4 separate regions of the Homo sapiens genome follow, and regions 2, 3 and 4 are each linked to region 1. A link is an interaction called in ENCODE POLR2A ChIA-PET data of the cell type or tissue named here. Cell type or tissue: PC-9. All regions are shown on one strand. Links, peaks and the distances in the headings refer to the core of each region. The heading gives the core; the rest is flanking DNA.

The links. Peaks named below come from ENCODE experiments on the same cell type or tissue, not always from the same donor. Only the 100,000 strongest peaks of a DNase experiment are listed, where the experiment ranks them.
Region 2: POLR2A ChIA-PET joins it to region 1 with 6 read pairs; 1 of 35 experiments calls an interaction of 5 or more read pairs at or near these places.
Region 3: POLR2A ChIA-PET joins it to region 1 with 6 read pairs; 2 of 35 experiments call an interaction of 5 or more read pairs at or near these places.
Region 4: POLR2A ChIA-PET joins it to region 1 with 6 read pairs; 1 of 35 experiments calls an interaction of 5 or more read pairs at or near these places.

What each region holds. Positions count from the first base shown.
Region 1 is chr3:186,595,335-186,599,731 of GRCh38, reverse strand. It overlaps the pseudogene PET100P1. Among named protein-coding and RNA genes, the nearest start is that of AHSG, 16 kb to the left of the region's middle. RefSeq lists an enhancer at 2,498-2,792. In PC-9, for the core only: no CTCF peak of the experiment used is centred there; a DNase peak (open chromatin) is centred at 2,631; H3K27ac peaks cover 599 bases.
Region 2 is chr3:185,909,178-185,913,574 of GRCh38, reverse strand. No RefSeq gene overlaps it. Among named protein-coding and RNA genes, the nearest start is that of TRA2B, 27 kb to the left of the region's middle. In PC-9, for the core only: no CTCF peak of the experiment used is centred there; no DNase peak of the experiment used is centred there; H3K27ac peaks cover 430 bases.
Region 3 is chr3:186,251,178-186,255,574 of GRCh38, reverse strand. It overlaps DGKG (diacylglycerol kinase gamma), which reads left to right. Exons shown (of 25, transcript NM_001346.3): 18 at 2,393-2,482; 19 at 3,656-3,816. Among named protein-coding and RNA genes, the nearest start is that of DGKG, 110 kb to the left of the region's middle. RefSeq lists enhancers at 1-48, 79-368, 469-528. In PC-9, for the core only: no CTCF peak of the experiment used is centred there; no DNase peak of the experiment used is centred there; H3K27me3 peaks cover 3,120 bases.
Region 4 is chr3:186,095,566-186,099,962 of GRCh38, reverse strand. The region is part of intron 5 of ETV5 (ETS variant transcription factor 5); the gene reads left to right. Among named protein-coding and RNA genes, the nearest start is that of ETV5, 11 kb to the left of the region's middle. RefSeq lists an enhancer at 1,864-2,377. In PC-9, for the core only: no CTCF peak of the experiment used is centred there; a DNase peak (open chromatin) is centred at 2,052; H3K4me3 peaks cover 1,460 bases; H3K27ac peaks cover 1,552 bases.

The DNA.
Region 1 (4,397 bases), core at 185-4,184:
GCAGTGCCCGGGTCGAGGAAGCAGTGCCCAGCAACAGGCCGCAGTGTCTAGGAGAAGGCAGCAGTGCCCAGGGCAGGCAGTCACGCCCTGAAGAAGGGAGTGGTCCTCTCATAGTTCCTATGTCATTTGATCACTGCTAAAAAACAATGTCCACTCACTGTATACTAAAACACAGCATATTCTGAAAAGTGAACAGAGAATACAACCCTTAACCAAAAGAAATTTGGGAACGTCACATTTAAGAAGGGATAGGAAATGGTTACCAAGGACAGTTTAAACCAACAGAGACGACATGTAAAGAGGAGATTGTAAAGAGGGGCGGCAGCATTATCTCTTGGTAGAAAATCCAAAACTAACAGGTCAAGGTTCAGTGACTTTCTGATGTAATGAAGTGTAAGTTCAAAGTCCTTTTGTTATTCAGTGTCCAGGGAAAAATTATTGACCAGAGAACCCGAGCAGGGAATCGGGGCATACAGGGTGACCTGGAGTGGATGGGGATGGGGCCTAGGGCACCCTAATTTCCGTCAGCACTTCCCTTCCTTTGCTATGAATGACTGGTGTTTTCTCAGTTGAACATAAAATGCTATGTGAGCGCCACTTTGTGACATGTCAGTCCACCTCACCACCGGCCAGGCTACCTGAGCTCCACCCAAGTAGAAATTCTAACCCACCAGCAGCTACGAGCCTAAGTTCTGTCTCTGCCCTGCCACTCTCTGATGGTGTCTCTAACACACACACACACACACACACACACACACACACATGCCACATGTACTTTTCCACTTACAGGCCAGGCTGTTTTGGGGTGCACAAGGGCAGAGCCAGGGGGCCTACTACTCTGGAAACAGGGCTATAACCATGAGGTTGTCAGACTTTGATTTTTTGCAATTGCCTCAATTGTTTAGTTTTTTCCTTAGCCGAGGCATTTTGTTAAATACTAAAATAAGTGTGTGACTTAAAGTTCCTATCATTCTAACACTTTCCATTCAGATGCATTCATCAACAAGGAATGAAGTCACCTTTCAGAGCACACGTGTCAGGTCTGGAGCAGCTACAACTTACTGCTGTCCTGAGAGCACAGGGCCTGCTTGGCACAGCTCCTCTACTATGGTCCGCTTCTCTTGCTATAAACAGCGGTGGCCAGGGTCTGGTTCCGTGCCATACATAGAGGAGGTGGTGATGACATTTTCAAAGAAGAATGTGTGTGAAGGAGGAGGAAGGGGAGGTGGGAGAAGGTGATGAAAACCATGCTGCAGGAGTGGAGAAAACCAGAACCAGGGCAGGCGCTGTGGCTCATGCCTATAATCCCAGCACTTTGGGAGGCCAAGACGGGCAGATGACAAGGTCAGGAGTTCGAGACCAGCCTGGCCAACATGATGAAACCCCCATCTCTACAAAAAATACAAAAATTAGCCAGGCGTGGAGGTGTGTGCCTGGAATCCCAGCAATTGAGCAATTCTCATGCCTCAGCCTCCTAAGTAGCTGGGATTACAGGAGGCAGAGGTTGCAGTGAGCCGAGATCGTGCCATTGCACTCCAGCTTGGGTGACGAAGGGGAAACTCTTTCTCAAAAGAAAAAAAAAAAGAAAACCAGGCTGGGGCACAGTGGCTCACACCTGTAATCTCAGCAGCTTGGGAGGCTGAGGTTGGCAGATCACTCAAGGTCAGGAGTTTGAGACCAGCCTGGCCAACATGGTGAAACCCCGTCTCTACTAAAAATACAAAAAAGTACCCAGGCATGGTGGCGCACGCCTGTAATCCCAGCTACTTGGGAGGCTGAGGCAAGAGAATCATTTGAACCTGGGAGGCGGAGGTTGCAGTGAGCTGAGATCGCGCCACTGCACTTTAGCCTGGAGAACAAGAGTGAAACTCTGTTTTGAAAAAGAAAGAAGAAAGAAAGAGAGAGGGAAAGAAAGAGAAAGAAAGAAGGGAAGGAGCGAGGGAGGGAGGGAAGGAAGGAAGGAAAAAGAAAGGAAGGAAGGGAAAGGAGGGAAGGAGAGAAGGAAGGAAGGAAGGAAAAAAGAAAGAAGAAAGGAAGGAAGGAAGGAAGAGAAAGAAAGAGAAAGAAAGAAAGAAAGAAAGAAAGAAAGAAAGAAAGAAAGAAAGAAAGAAAGAAAGAAAGAAAGAAAACCAGACTCATCATCAGCAAACCCCAGATGAGGATGCCTAATAGATTGGAAGGCACCTTCTTAAGCTGTGTGTTGGGAGGAGTCTGAGCTCAGGGATCTGCTGCGGAGGACAGGCTGGAGCACGGCCTGCACCCCACCCTGCACTGGCTGGACTCCTCTGTGTAGGAGCTGGGCTCTGGGTATCCCTGGTTTCCCAGTGCCTCCTGAAGTTCATGCACATAGTGGCTGTTTAATAAATGTTTAAGCAATGAAGTATATTGTTTTAATCTTATTTTTCCCATTGAAGAAACCTACAATTGCTCCTGATGTTTTCTCTTTTTTTTTTTTTTTTTTGAATAACAAGGAACTGAGTATATGTATATTTCATCAGGGGAGGGGCTAGGACTCCCACTTGGAGGCCTCAGGAGTTCTGCTGGGCGTCGCGAAGGAGCTTCTCCTCCCGCCGCTTCCGCTTCCGTAACCTCTCTTTGAATTCCTCTAACTCTTGAAGCTTCTCAGGTGGCCACAGCTCCCTCTTGCGCTGTATGACATCATCCTCAAACCACTCGGCCTGATTGGAAACCCAGAACATAGCCACAGGGAAAGTGAGGTAGATTATCATCCGAAATATCTCCAGCTTCACCCCCATCTCGTTTCTCCCCCTGATTGTTTCTTTATACCAAATGAAAGCTTTCACGAGTGAGCTCTCCCTCTCTCCTTTTGATGTAATTGTGCCCACTTCATCTCTACACCAGAGATCATGGGCTTTTCTCTGGCTGCCAAGAGTACAGAGAGCCCCTCCCTGAGTCATATGGGGAGGGGTAGGCATGAATAGGCCCCGGGCAGCACTCGGAAAGGGGAGTTAATATGACACTAGAATGACCTGGAAGCTGGACAGCAACCAATCTGTTTCCCTGCATGACTCTCCATAGTTGATAGAATGTGCACCGGATCCATCCTTTCCACAGCAGGCAGTGCCCTTTCATGCAAATAGAGGAACATTTTAAAAAATGTTCTTTGTGGCAGGGTGCGGTGGCTCACGCCTGTAATCCCAGCACTTTGGGAGGCCGAGGCGGGCGGATCAGGAGGTCAGGAGATCGAGACCATCCTAGCTAACACAGTGAAACCCCGTCGCTACTAAAAAATACAAAAAAAAATTAGCCAGGCGTGGTGGCGGGCACCTGTAGTCCCAGCTACACGGGAGGCTGAGGCAGGAGAATGGCATGAACCCGGGAGGTGGAGCTTGCAGTGAGCCGAGATCACGCCACTGCACTCCAGCCTGGGCCACAGAGCGAGACTCCGTCTCAAAAAAAAAAAAAAAAAAAGATGTTTTTTGCTGGTTCTGGGCTTTCCTTCTTGAGGGTTTTTGCAAACTGTGCCTTCAAGCTCAGACTGTGACAGGGACTCTCAGACCAGCCAGTGGGCTGTTGCCAGCTGTCAGGAGTCCAAGTCAGCCAAAAATCTGAAATATCACTGTTTATAGCAAACAACTAATATATTTTATTATCTAAATTGTAAAAATCCCTTAATATTTACCTTAAGGAGATTCATAAAATTAATAACTACACAACAAACAAAAAGAGACAAACAAAAATTTAAAAAATAATAGAGCAAACAGGCTGAGCACGGTGGCTCCTGCCTGTAATCGCAGCCCTTTGGAAGGCCGAGGCGGGAGGATCGCTTCAGCCCAGGAGTTCAATACCAGCCTGGGCAACATAGTGAGATCCACATCTCTATATAAAAACATTAATAAACAGTATTTTAAAAATAATAATAAATTTTTAAAGGAATACAGCAAACAAAAGTGGGAGAATTTTGCCAACATACGATTAGAAAAAAAAAATTTAAAGATATTTACAACCTCGTCTCTACAAAAAATATGAAAATTAGTCAGGCATGGTGGCATGCACCTGTGGTCCCAGCTACTTGGGAGGCTGAGATGGGTGGATGGCTTGAGCTTGGGAGGTCAAGGCTGCAGTGAGCCATGACTGTGCCACTGCAGTCCAGCCTGGGTGACAGAGTGAGACTCTGTCAAAATGTATATATAATATATATATTTATATATAACATATGATGTTTATATTATATATATTATATACAATGTTTATATGATATATATTTTATATAATATACAATGTTTATATTATATATATTTATATATAAATTTTATATTACATATTTATATTTTATATATAATATATATTTATTTATAAATATATTATATATATTTTTCCCCAGAGGCCTTTAAGCCCATAACCATGTAAGTAGCCTATCTTCTTAGTATGTATAA
Region 2 (4,397 bases), core at 224-4,223, 690 kb after region 1:
TAAGGCAGCTCCCAGTCAAAAGATGTGCTCAGCTGGGTATAGAGGATTACAGGAGAACAAGGACTGTAAGACCTCGAGAAGAAAAACTTGGCTCATTGTCTTCGTCTGGAGAAATAGGCATGAGTTTACAGGTATCTTCTGGACAGATCAATATCTAATCATCTTCGTGGTTAAAGGGTTGGAGCAGCAGGATAGATTGGTAACAGCAAAGGCAATGAACATATCTTCAACATGAGTATCCACTCAAGTTTAAACATTACCACAACTGAGCTCCAATGTGAAATATACTTTGATGGGAATAACTGCAATACTAAGTTTCCTTGTGAGGGGGGACAGTAATTTGTTCTCACTGAAAATAACATTCTGTGGATTTGGTTTCTAGTCATTCCTTTATGGGACCTTATATCCATACCTGTATTGTACCATGTGACTTGGCTTCTGTACCAGAGTTCACCTGGAGAAAACCATTTCTATATAGTTGATAGCAACTATACATACTGCTTTTATTGATTTTGTTTTGAGACAGGATCTCACTCTGTCCCCCAGGCTGGAGTACGGTGGTGTGATCACAGCTAAACTGTAGGCTTAAACTTGTGGGCTCAAGTGATCCTTCCATTTTAGTCTCCAAAATAGGGAACTACAGGTCCAGCTATTTTTTTTTTTTTTTTGAGACGGAATCTTGCTCTGTTACCCTGGCTGGAGTGCAGTGACATGATCTCAGCTCGCTGCAACCTGTCTCCCGGGTTCAAGTGATTCTCCTGCCTCAGCCTCCTGAGAAGCTGGGATTACAGGTGCCCGCCACCACGCTGAGCTAAATTTTGTGTTTTTAATAGAGGCAGGTTTTCGCCATGTTGGCCCGGCTGTTCTTGAACTCCTGACCTCGGGATCTGCCTGCCTCAGCCTCCCAAAGTGCTGGGATTACAGCCGTGAGCCACTGGGCCCGGCCGAAGAGATTGTTTTTAAAAATACTTAGGAATTACATGTAACTAGCTTAACCATCAAACCTGTTAAATTAGTGGAATCAAGCTCAAGTTTCTCACTAAAATTTTTGAAAAGTGTTTGTGGAAGATTTCAAAGAATTTATTTTAATTAAATGTTTTAATATTGTTACTAATAGCTTATATTTTATTACATTTTCCTCAATTATTTTATGTAAAGAAACTGCAGGGGTTTTGTTGTTTTGGGTTTTTTGTGTTTTTTGTGTTCTTTTTTTTTGAGATGGAGTCTCACTCTGTTTCCCCAGCTAGAGAGAGTGGCATGATCTCAGCTCACTGCAACCTCTGCATCCCGGATTCAAGCAATTCTCCTGCCTTAGCTTCCCAGGTAGCTGGGATTACAGGCATGAGCCACAACGCCTGGCTAATTTTGTATTTTTAGTAGAGATGGGGGTTTCTCCATGTTGGCCAGGCTGGTCTCGAACTCCTGACCTCAGCTGATGCCACCTCAGCCTCCCAAAGTGCTGGGGTTACAGTCGTGAGCCATCGGGCTCAGCCCTGCAGGAGTTTTTTACTAAGTCCATTATGGGTACCCAAATCACCACCAGTTTACCCCCAGTGTACCTCACCGCTATTGTCATTTTCTGTGTATGCCTTGATGCACAAAAGGTTGGGAAGCTCTGCCCTCCAGTGAAGCCCATCAGCTGATGAGCTTTCCCTTGCACGTCGGGCTTCCATTCACAATCTGTTTTTTTTATTTTTTATTTTTTTGAGACGGAGTCTCGCTCTGTCTCCCAGGCTGGAGTGCAATGGCGTGATCTCGGCTCACTGCAACCTGCGCCCCCCGAGTTTCTGCTATTCACCCTCAGCCTCCCAAGTAGCTGGAACTACAGGCGCCCACCACCATGCCCGGCTAATTTTTTGTATTTTTAGTAGAGACGGGTTTTCACCGTGTTAGCCAGGATGGTCTCAATCTGACCTCGCGATCCACCTGCCTCAGCCTCCCAACGTGCTGGGATTACAGGCGTGAGCCACTGCGCCCGGCCACAATCTGTTTCTTTCTTAAATATGAACAGATAATCAAGGATCACTAGGTTTTAAAATCTTCAAGAACAAAGACGGGAATCTAAACAAACAATTGGAAAAGGGAATTAGGTTAAACAATAACCAGAAAACACTAATAAAAAATATTGCTAAATTATACTTAATTAAAATTTAAAAAGCTTTGTGCTGCAAACGATAACATCAAGAAAGTGAAAATAAAGCCTTCTATAGGGTTTGATAAGAAAGAGAAGGGCATTCTCAGGGGAGAGGGGACCAGGAGTAAAAAGGTCTTTGGGGAGAACTTAGGATGTATGATTTAGAGTCTGAGGTCCACACGGCCAGGTTACACTGATACACAATGGTGTCATCATCACATGCCAGCCTGGAAGCCATGCCACCTGGATTTGAACCCAGATTCTGCCTTTTAGCACTCATGACTCCCTTCTGTCAGTGGTGCTAATTATAGTACCTGTACCTCCTTCATAGAGAATGTTGTGAAGAGTTAACATTAAGAAAAGTACTTAGAAGAGGGCCTGTTATTTAAGATAAATAAGCTTAATGAAGATGTGCTATTATTACTATCATTGTTACTACTACCTCTTCTGCTAGAGAGTCCTGGGAATGGGCCTGGGTTGACCAGAAAGGCCTTAGAATCTCAGGCTACAAAGTTTGAACCCAAAGGAACAAAAGTAAGAGAAAGCCAATTTTAGTTGAAACAGGATAAAAGTGTTTAGGACAATGAAACCAGTAGGAGTGTGTAGGCCCCCCCCTAACACGCCTCTCCATCTGGATTATGGTCCCAGCTAAGGGCTTCCTCCATCATCACACTCACCCCAAGACACTGTAGTTGCCTGTCAATTACCTGCCTCCCCAGCTGGACCATGTCTGTGTTACGGGTGCATCTAGTGTCTAGCGCAGTGTCTGGCACTAAGTGCTCCACAGATGCTCTTCTGATGAATGAAGGAATAGATGAATGGAGTAGAACGATAATTTAGAAAAGGGTCTATAGGGAGCCCAGCCCAGGGGCAGGCTCTGGCCTAGGATGAAGGCAGAGGGAGTGAGAGAAAAGTAAGAAATGCACTGGCCATCAGAGAAATGCAAATCAAAACCACAATGAGATACCATCTCACACCAGTTAGAATGGCGATCTTTAAAAAGTCAGGAAACAAAGGTGCTGAAGAGGATGTGGAGAAATAGGAACACTTTTACACTGTTGGTGGGACTGTAAACTAGTTCAACCATTGTGGAAGAGTGTGGTAATTCCTCAAGGATCTAGAATTAGAAATACCATTTGACCCCGCCATCCCATTACTGTATATACCCAAAGGATTATAAATCATGCTGCTATAAAGACACATGTACATGTATGTTTATTGTAGTACTATTCACAACAGCAAAGACTTGGAACCAACCCAAATGTCCATCAATGATAGACTGGATTAAGAAAATGTGGCACATATACACCATGGAATACTATGCAGCCATAAAAACGGATGAGTTCATGTTCTCTGTAGGGACATGCATGAAGCTAGAAACCATCATTCTCAGCAAACTATTGCAAGGACAAAAAACCACCACACGTTCTCACTCATAGGTGGGAACTGAACAATGAGAACACTTGGACACAGGAAGGGGAACATCATACACCGGGGCCTGTCATGGGGTTGGGGGAGGGTGGAGGGGTAGCATTAGGAGATATACGTAATGTAAATGAGTTAATGGATGCAGTACACCAACATGGAACATATATACATATGTAACAAACCTGCACGTTGTGCACATGTACCCTAGAACTTAAATAAATAAAAAAAAAATACACTTGTCTAGAAGACAGGAGACTTCATTATATTACTCTCTTTACAATTAATTAATGTAAGACCGTTTAAAATATGCCTAATTTTCCAGGCATTGGTTTGCTTTTCTATAAAATGGGAGGATAGAAAATAACTTCCAAATTCTTACAAATCTAAGAATCTTTGGATTTAGATATGGAAATTCATAATTATTGAGATGGAGTCTCGTTACTATGCAATATAGCAAAGTTGGAAATAAATTCTAAATTTTATTTCATTTATATTGATCAATAAATTGTTACATTTCAAAAAAATGCAAGAGGCATTTGGAAAAAAGGACAAATAGGAATTTGTGAAAGACTATGGGAGTTAATGGGAAAGGAAGAGTTGCTGACTGCGAGCCTGGGCTCCTGGCCGCTCGCAGTGGCCCTGTTAAAAATGAGAAGAAAGAAAGAAGTTGGTTTGAGGGAGAAGATTTGCCCTTGACTTTACCTTTGTTGAGCTTTATAGAAGTTACTGGTGATAGCTGAAGCCTCTAATCCCAGTACTTTGGAAGGCTGAGGCAGGCGGATCACTTGAGGCCAGGAGTTCGAGACCAGCCTGGCCAACATGGTGAAACCCCATC
Region 3 (4,397 bases), core at 217-4,216, 340 kb after region 1:
CCTGGGCGTTCCAGTCTCCCTTGCACCTCAGGGCCTTCACACAAGTTGGCCACCCTGTCTGCAGTGCTGCCCCAGCCTTCACTCAGTCAGCTTCCACTCCAGATCTCAGCTGACATGTGGCTTACTCAGGGGAGCCTCCCCTGACACACCCACCAGCCTCAGTCACCTTCTTATACGACAGTGCTCCTCTGTTTGTTTTCCAACGTGAATGTGAAATGATGCATTATCTCCATGGATTCCTCATTATTATCTGTCTGTCCCACTGGACAGTCGGTAAGCACCATGAGAACCCAAGCCACGGCTTTTTTGCCCACTCTCAGAGCCGGAGCACCTAACACTGCATCTGCATATAGCAGGCTTCAGTCGATATGTATGAAGATGCTGTGAGAATGAGACCCAGTCCCCCTCGGGGAGGTTACAATACATTCAGGGAACAAACAAGGAGATAATTACAAGAGAGTACAAAGAGATCATTTCTGGTGCTAAGGAAATATTCTGACGAGGCACCAGGTCCAGGCTGGGGCAACTAGGGAGGGTCTCCCAAAGGCAGCTTCTGAGCTGAGCCACAGAGAGCTTTGTGCTTTAAGGAAGTGAAAACACTTGAGAACGGTTGACATGTTGCGTGGGAGGCAGGATGTGCAGAAGGATGAGGCTAGGGAGAAAGGCAGAGCCTGCTTCCTGGGCCTACTGTGGTAGGCTATGGGGCCATGAGGAGCCACACAGCCCCATCCCAGAAGTGAAAGCAGTGAGCCAGTGCGAGGGACTGTGGTTCATGGACTTCCCTTCTTGGTGAAAGTGTGGGTGACACACTAGGAGGGTGGAACTGGAGGCGGAGAGAGCCGAGAGGAGGCTGTTGCAGCGATACCAGTGGGAAGGAATCATACCTGCACTCAGGCATCACCATGGGGATAGAGAGAAGAGATTGCTTGGAGATCTAGTAAGGAGACAACACATAGAATGTGATATGTGAATGGATGTGTGAGGGAAAAGGAAAAACCTAGGGCGGCATACAGCTTTCTAGCCTAAACACCATAACAACAGTTGACCTGCCGAGGTGGGGACACAGAAGAAGGGGCAGACACAGGAAACAAGAGCCTTCTAGGCAAAGGGAGCAGGCTGTGCAAAGGCAGGGAGGCAGTGCTCTGAACACATGTTCTGAGGACAACGAGAGGGGCCATTGCATTGTTTTGCTCTCTATCTCAAGCCTTCCAGTGGCCATCTCAGTCCTGGGTCTTGCCTGCGCTCAGCCATTTCTGATATAGGTCAGACAACCTGGAGGACCTATGAGCTCCCAGTTTGCCAGGACAACCCTAGCTTGAGCCTTCCCTGCTGATTCCTGCATCTCTCCTCACGCCGCAATCACATTGCTCACATCCAGGGGCACCATGCGTGCTGAGGTCTCATGGAAATACCCACCCACCCCCAAGACTGATGGATGCCTGTGCCCTCTTCAGCTCTCCCAGCCTAGACAATATGCCACGGTAGATCTGAGGCCAGATGAAAACATGTTCTATTGTGCTTTCTCTGATGGTTCTGTCTGATGTCCTTCACAACTGTCAGAAGAGGAATAATTAGGAATCTGTGTCATTGCAATTCTGAGAGGTGGTGGAAGTGACAAACTGGTTGTGGGGGCCAAATAACACCTGGAGGTTTTGTTCATTTAGCTAATGTTAGTTTTTAAACTTTTAAACTCGAGTGGTGAACAGTTGAAGGTGAGCATCTTCAGCTTGTCCAATGTCCCACTATTCCCTAGTGTCCTAGCCCCACCTGTTTTACTAATCTGTATACCTGCCTGGCCCCTGAAGAGAGGAGGGGAATGGACTTGGAGCCATAGAGATCTGGGTTTGAATCCTGGCTCTGGAATTACTTTCCCTGTCTGCCATTCAAGTATTGACCAGGCCTAGCTGCTGCAGTCAGATGAGATTGAGCGTGTTCAGGGTAGAATGGTTGTAGACTACTTTCCCTCTGTCAATCTCAGTTTCTTCAGCTACTTGAAGGAGGATAATCCCTTACAAAGTTAGGCTGAGGAATAAATGGAGTAAGTGCTGATTATCATTAAGGATTAAAAACATGCAACTTAATGTTTTGGGGTGTATGCTGCCACCCCAAAGGACAGATTTAGGATGAAATTTGAATAAACATATGCAAGTTGCAGGGATACAGATTTAGCTCAATATAAAATACAAATGGACAGATTTAACTCAATTAGTGGTGGTTAACACGCTGCAGATGGGATAGATGGCTTTAGGAAGTAGTGTGTTTCCCATCAGGGTGGTATTCAAACAAAGAATGCTATGGAGGGGTTCAAGCATCAGATCAGGGATAAAAAGACAACTCAAACATTCTACAGTCCCATGGCATATGGTTCTCTGTTCCTCTGTGTGTCTTGCAGATAAGGCCAACTTTGCAAAGCATCCACCAGTGGCTGTCCTGCCTCTTGGAACAGGAAATGACCTTGCCCGTTGTCTCCGCTGGGGAGGAGGTGAGTTTGCATGCTAATGGTGGTACCCTGGGAACAGGTGTTCCTGTTTACAGAGATGCTCTACAGAGCTAGGCTGAACTTACCCTTTTATGGATCACATTCCGCAGCATAATACTCAACTCTGCAGTCATGTCAAGTCCATGACCCTTTCTCTGCCCTCCATCCCATGCTGAATCTAGAATAGAAGCCCCTCTTCTGGGCTCTGGGAGCTTTTTCTCCCTCAGCCCCGAGTTTACTATCATCCTGAAACCATCAACTTAGAGCCTGCTTTCCCCAGTAGAAAGCAATCAACTGTAGGGTAAAGACAAAGTCTCATATGTCCCATCCCCAGAGTCCCATCCAAGAAGGTGCTCACTTAGATGTTTTCTGTGTGAAATTCCCTCTCCCACAAATGGCTGATCTTCTGAATTAGGACTAAAACTGAGGACCAAAATGCTACATCTCCAGTTACTTACCGTCACTAGAAGCATTCAGATCATCCTAAGCCCCATAGCCATGGGCCCTCATTTTGAAATTTCCCTAAGAGGAAACACAGAGTGGTAACCAGTGTATAAGACAAGGGGCAGAGAACTTTGCAAACTGCAGTAGCCCCCATGGCGTTGGACATGCGCCAGAAAATGGAGAAGTTCAGCTCAACACATGGAGCAGACAGATCAGGCTGCCGGCCAGAAAAGGGGTGGGGACTCCAGATGGCTGCTAATTCAGAGAATGAGTCAAGACCAGGCAGTGCAATGGTCAGTGTTCAATGATCAGCTATGCTTGGTGGGCAGTGTCAAAGCAAGCAGGACCTAGGCCTAGCGGCCATCTTAAAATTCTGCCTGCCACACTGTCCATCTCCCACATGACACAGCCCAGAAGGATCTGCTGTTCTCCCATGCAGAGACTCCCAGCCATCCAGCCCACCGCTTCTCCAGGGTTTGCTTCGCTTCAGCTACACAGGCCTGTGACCTTTAGCTAGCACCCACTCCCTCCCCTGCCCCCAGCCTCTGATTACTTTCAGTTATCCTGCCCTTCTCTGTGGCTCGGGGAACGTAAGTGTCTCTAGCCCACAGACACAGTGGGGAGTCCCATAGTCACAGATGCCCTGGGCTTACCTGCCCTGACAACTACCTGTGCATTAGCAAGAATACAGCCTTTCTGCTGTGGTGGCAAATGCAGTGCTGTCCTCCACAGGTTATGAAGGGGGCAGCTTGACAAAAATCCTGAAAGACATTGAGCAGAGCCCCTTGGTGATGCTGGACCGCTGGCATCTGGAAGTCATCCCCAGAGAGGAAGTGGAAAACGGGGACCAGGTCCCATACAGCATCATGAACAACTATTTCTCCATTGGTGTGGTGAGTTGGTCAAAGATCACCTTTCTGTATGGAAGGGAAACGCCCAGGAAGGGTTCCAGCCTTCTGTTGTCCCCTCTGGGTCCCTAGTGTCTACCTGTCTTACCTGCCCCCCCAGCCCTGAGTTGGGTCCAAGCATTCTGAAACTTGGCCTGAGTGTGGACACCCTGATTGCACCCCCGCTTTATTCCCCATCTCTTGCTTAGGGAGTAAATTCTCTCCTCTGTCATTTTAACTAACACAGGAAAAGACAGAAAAATTTTCAAAAGACATATTTTCTCCTTCTGCAATTTGTAGCAGTCGTAGAAAAGCAACACCAAGAAATAACCGGGGGACAAGGTTGGTAGGAAACTCTCACATGAGCTTCAGGAACTGGGAATTCTGATCTTCAAAGGAAGACCATGTGGTCCCAAGTTGCCCTGGCTGGCTTAGCCCTCAGATTTCCTTCTCTCCTATTCTCTCTTCTCTCAACCCCATTCCACTCACTCCATGGGCATCATAAACCTCTAGGGGAGTCTCCTCCCAGCTGACCCCTTAGGCTGAATGCTGTGAGCCTCCTTGATGCTCCCACAGCCCTTATGCTC
Region 4 (4,397 bases), core at 84-4,083, 500 kb after region 1:
TATTTAAAACTGAATTTTTCTCTTACCCTTCTGTGTCTCTGCGCTGTTAGTCATCTAACAAAACCCAGTAGGCTTACCAGTCCTTTGTATTTGGTGAGAAAGATTTGGGACGGGGAGTTACATCTGTGTCAAGATCACTTGTGTAGGTGCCAGAAGTAACAAAATCCTGGCATCCATGAAGAAATTACCATTTATCCCCTCCTCTTTCAGCATTCTTCAGTTTTACAGGAGTAAGGCATGGGTAGCATAATGAAGCCGAAAATGTGTACTGTCTCCCATTTCTACCATCTAGTAGTATCATTGTTTTAATTTCAGCCCTAGAAAAAAATGTTTCTTGGTGGTGGGGTGGGGTGTGTGATTCTCTGCCGAGAAACTGTTCCCTCCACACATTTCTTGGGTTTTAGTGGTGGTAAAGTACATCCAGCCTCAGAGGCTGACAGCCCCCTCTCGGGCATACGGCTGCCCTTGAGGCAGCTTGGGCCCCATCTGTGCCCTGGCACACAGTGCTTCTCCACTTGGAATCCAAGGAGCTCAGAGGCTTGTCATGTTGCAGCTCCCAGCTCTTGGACAAGTGCCAGGCATGCTGATGCCATTACCGGATTAGGTTGCTTTTTTAAAAATTCATTTTGTGAACTCATCAAGCTCATTTAACAGAGGCTTTGGTCGTCAGTTTCTATCATTGTCCTATCCCTCTAGGCTTGGCTTAAAGGAGTGGCAAGATACCAGGCCCCTAGTATGTGCCGGCACTAGTTAGAGTGTGTATGTATAAATTATAACCATAATGTAAGTACACCTTTGGGCCTGGCAGGCAAATGACAGTGGGTTAGCAACTCAGATGTTAAAGGGAAAAGAATTCCCCGTAAGAGGACTCTGCATAGAAAATAAAGGGGGCTCCCTTGTTTAAAAAGAAAGAAGCATCTAGGGGAAAATTGAAGCAGAGAGTGCAAGATTCCAGGGAGCAGGATAAGATCTAGTTATTAAAAGGCCAGGAGTTTGAGGCTGATCTGAACAGCCGAGGCATGGAATGGGGATTCTGTGGTCAGAAGGACTTCAGAGAAATGCTTCCAGTGGCACTGAGTTCGCTGGAGGGGACATGAGGGCAGGCAGTGAGAAGAAGCATACATAAGACATTTGAAAATAGCCAAATATGTGATGAAAAAAAGGAAACAACCATGAGCTAAAATTTATCTCCTGGATTTGCTTTTCATAAAGAAGTATGCTTTTCCTTGAAATAAAGTCTGGTTGTCAGACGGGCTCCATCCGCTTTCCCTCAGGGTGATTATTGAAGGTTTGGAAAAAATATCTAAGAAGCAAAGCCAGTTTTTTTTGCCTTGTACTTTGCAAAGTCTCGGCGTAGATTTCACCCTCCAACCTTAGATCTCCACATTCTTCCCTTTTGATGTCTCATGAGCATTCAGGAGGGTATTCTGAACTCTTCAGGCTGGATCCAAAGCCAAAAAAGGAACTGTGAAATTGTCTTAATAGGTAGCTTGTCCCCTCCTCTGCAGCCAGAAAATCTGGTAGTGTCTCCAGAGCCCTCCTCCCCTGGGGAGGAAGCCAGGTGGCTCCCGATGTAGCTACCAGCAGTGAATGGGAAGGAAGGTCTGGAGAGGCAGGCTTCCAGAGAGAGTTGTGCCCTAATGCAAACCAGCTCACCCTGGGGCAGGAGAAATACCACTGAAGTCTGTTTCTCTCCGCTGGTAGCTACAGCCAGATTCTGAACCGAGGGGCACATGATAGTTTTTCTTTTGCCTTTCCCGTTTTGCCAGAGGGCACTTTCTGACCTTACTTCTAGCGGACTTTTGCACAGCCTTGCAGATTTCCACAAGGGTCTTGGCCATTTGAATCCTAGGAAGGGTGCACAGCAGGCAAGATCCCCTGCCGTGTCTGAATTTCTTACGTAAACACAGCGTACTGAGCGAGCAAGCGTCCCTGCGGCGACAGCTGGGCGCTGAGCACTATTAGGTCTGCCCCAGCTAGCAGAGCTGCAGATTCCCCCTCTTGCCTGAATGGAGCATTCCAAATTGGTTGTGAATGGAGGGCGGGGCTCACTTGCAGACTTTTTCAATGAATAACCAGACCCCATTGTGCAGCCCGTGGAAAAACAACCAACTCAAACAACACTGGGACTGTTAGAAATATGCTTGTGATTGGCAGCTTGGAGAGCCTCCAAAATTAGTTTCCTTTGGCTTCCCTGCTGCTCCCTGTTCTCCAAGCCTGGGCTTAATGGGGTTTGAGTTTTCTTTTAAGTGCTCACTTTAACCCTTAAACTGCCGGGCTGATGGCCTGGGATTCTGGGGAAGAGCTGCCGCTGACCCACAAAGCCAGTGAAGCCCATTCCCCTTTCTTTGTCTCTCATTTTAGACTGTAGCTGTCTAAAGGGCGTGATAATAAGAGGAGAGGGTGGTTTAGCTTCCCCTGGAGAGGGAGGTGTTGAGACTTGATCTGAGGCTGTTAAACCCTTTTATCTCCTTCCCGTGGGGTTGTGGCTTTAGCTCCCCATTGAGGATTCCTGCCTGCTCTTCTCTGACCTCCCCTCTACTCCAGGCCTGAATAGCCCAGGTGTTTACCTGCCACGACACAGACACTTCTTGCTTAGGCTTACAATTTTAACACAGGGGGAGACAAAGTTGTAGTTTTTCTACTCCTTTGCCTTCACTCCTGTTTAATTTTCCACTGTGGTCAGATAAGTATTTTTTAAACGACCGTACTCAAACTTCTGGTACTGAGCAATGGGGGAACCTCACTATGGCTGTAAACCCTTCCACTGGACACTAATCAAATGCATTGCCTCCCAAAATGAACATCCTTGGAAGTACCAGAAAAACCCAGCCTCTGAGCAACCCCCAAACCAAAGTAGCCTCATCATGCCAAAACTAGGCCAGGTTTTAAGGGTGCACGTGCCTCAAAATAGCATCCAGCCTTGATTGATTGATTGATTAATTGGCCAAGCGGGTGTGCTGGGGGTGGTCTTGCTGTGTTGCCCAGGCTGGTCTGAAACTCATGGCCTCAAGCAGTCCTCCCACATAGCTGGCATTACAGGTTCGAGCCACCACACCTAGCTGCTTCCACACTTAAACATCCTCCAACATCTTACCTGGTAGCTCACCGGCAGCTCACAGACACACGTCCAGTGTTCTCTGTGGGATAGCCCAGGGATGTATGATGAGCATAAAAAGGACAATCAGTTAAAAGGCAAAACAAAACTTAATAGTAATGATCCAGAGCAACTTCCTCAGGATTTTAAAGAGCTCTTCTTAGTTCCTACTCTTCATCCTCACAAACTTAATAAGGCAGTTTGCACTTGTGTTTTGCCTCAAGGATTTTTTTTTCCCTTGCTGTAAGTTGGCCTTGCAAGCATGCCTTCCCTTCCCTATTAAAAAAAGAACAGGCCTGGGCAGATTGTCCTTTTGTGAGAGAGTTTGAAACCTCTCAGGAGGTAACCCTAGATATCAGCTGTGTAGGAGGTTGCTGATATCTGTGTTTCTCCAGAGGGGCTGAAAAGGACTTCGCTTACATAAACACTTTCAGCTGAGTGCCTGGAAATGCTTTGTAATGGCCTGCAAGAGCACTTAATGAGGGTCTTTTATACTTTTCCCATAGAAAAGGTAGAATAGAAGAGGGGGGGATGTCTCTTTCACATGGTCACCCACAGTAAAGGCCGGATCCTGGAGCCTACCCCTAGTTTCCTCATCTGAATTTTAATAGAGAATAATTGAGGGGGGATAACTTTGCTGTGCTGAGGGATATCTCGACTCAGAAAATTTCTGCTTCTCCTCAACTCCCTCTTCATTTTTTTTCTTCCCCAGCAGCCATGGAATTTTATTTCTTGCGGAAGAAGGTGGAAACAGCATAGGGTTTTGGGAGGTATTTAGTATTTTGACAACTAATAATCATAGTCCCTGCTTCCCCATTTTTATGCCTATTGAAACAGGAAACAAATCACATTTCTTAGGCTCCAAGTGTCTGCAGAAGCAGAGGAGCCCTGTCACGTGTTTATGTCCCGCCTCGGCCACAGCGCCTGCTCTGCGCACTGTGGACACCTGGTGCATACAGCCCGCACACCACCGCATTCCCTACCACATGCCCTTCCCATCCCAGCTGCCCCAGCCTCCAGCTGGTGGGGAAGTAACACTGTAAAGGGTCTCAAACCCAGAGTTCTGAGTCCTTGGGATGACCTTCTAGATAAAGAGAACAAAAGCTAGTTAGGGCTATTTCTCATTTTCTGTTTCCTCTTTTAAACACATACACTAGCCAAGTGTTGCTAGGCTGCATTTAGACTTTGAGCAGCTAATGCTATGTTTCCCAGTAAGACTGCATGTGCTAGAGAGCAAGTCACAGTTTAGGCACCCTTGACGTACTTGCTGAGTTTCTGCTTTTAGGAGAAGTGGGGCTAT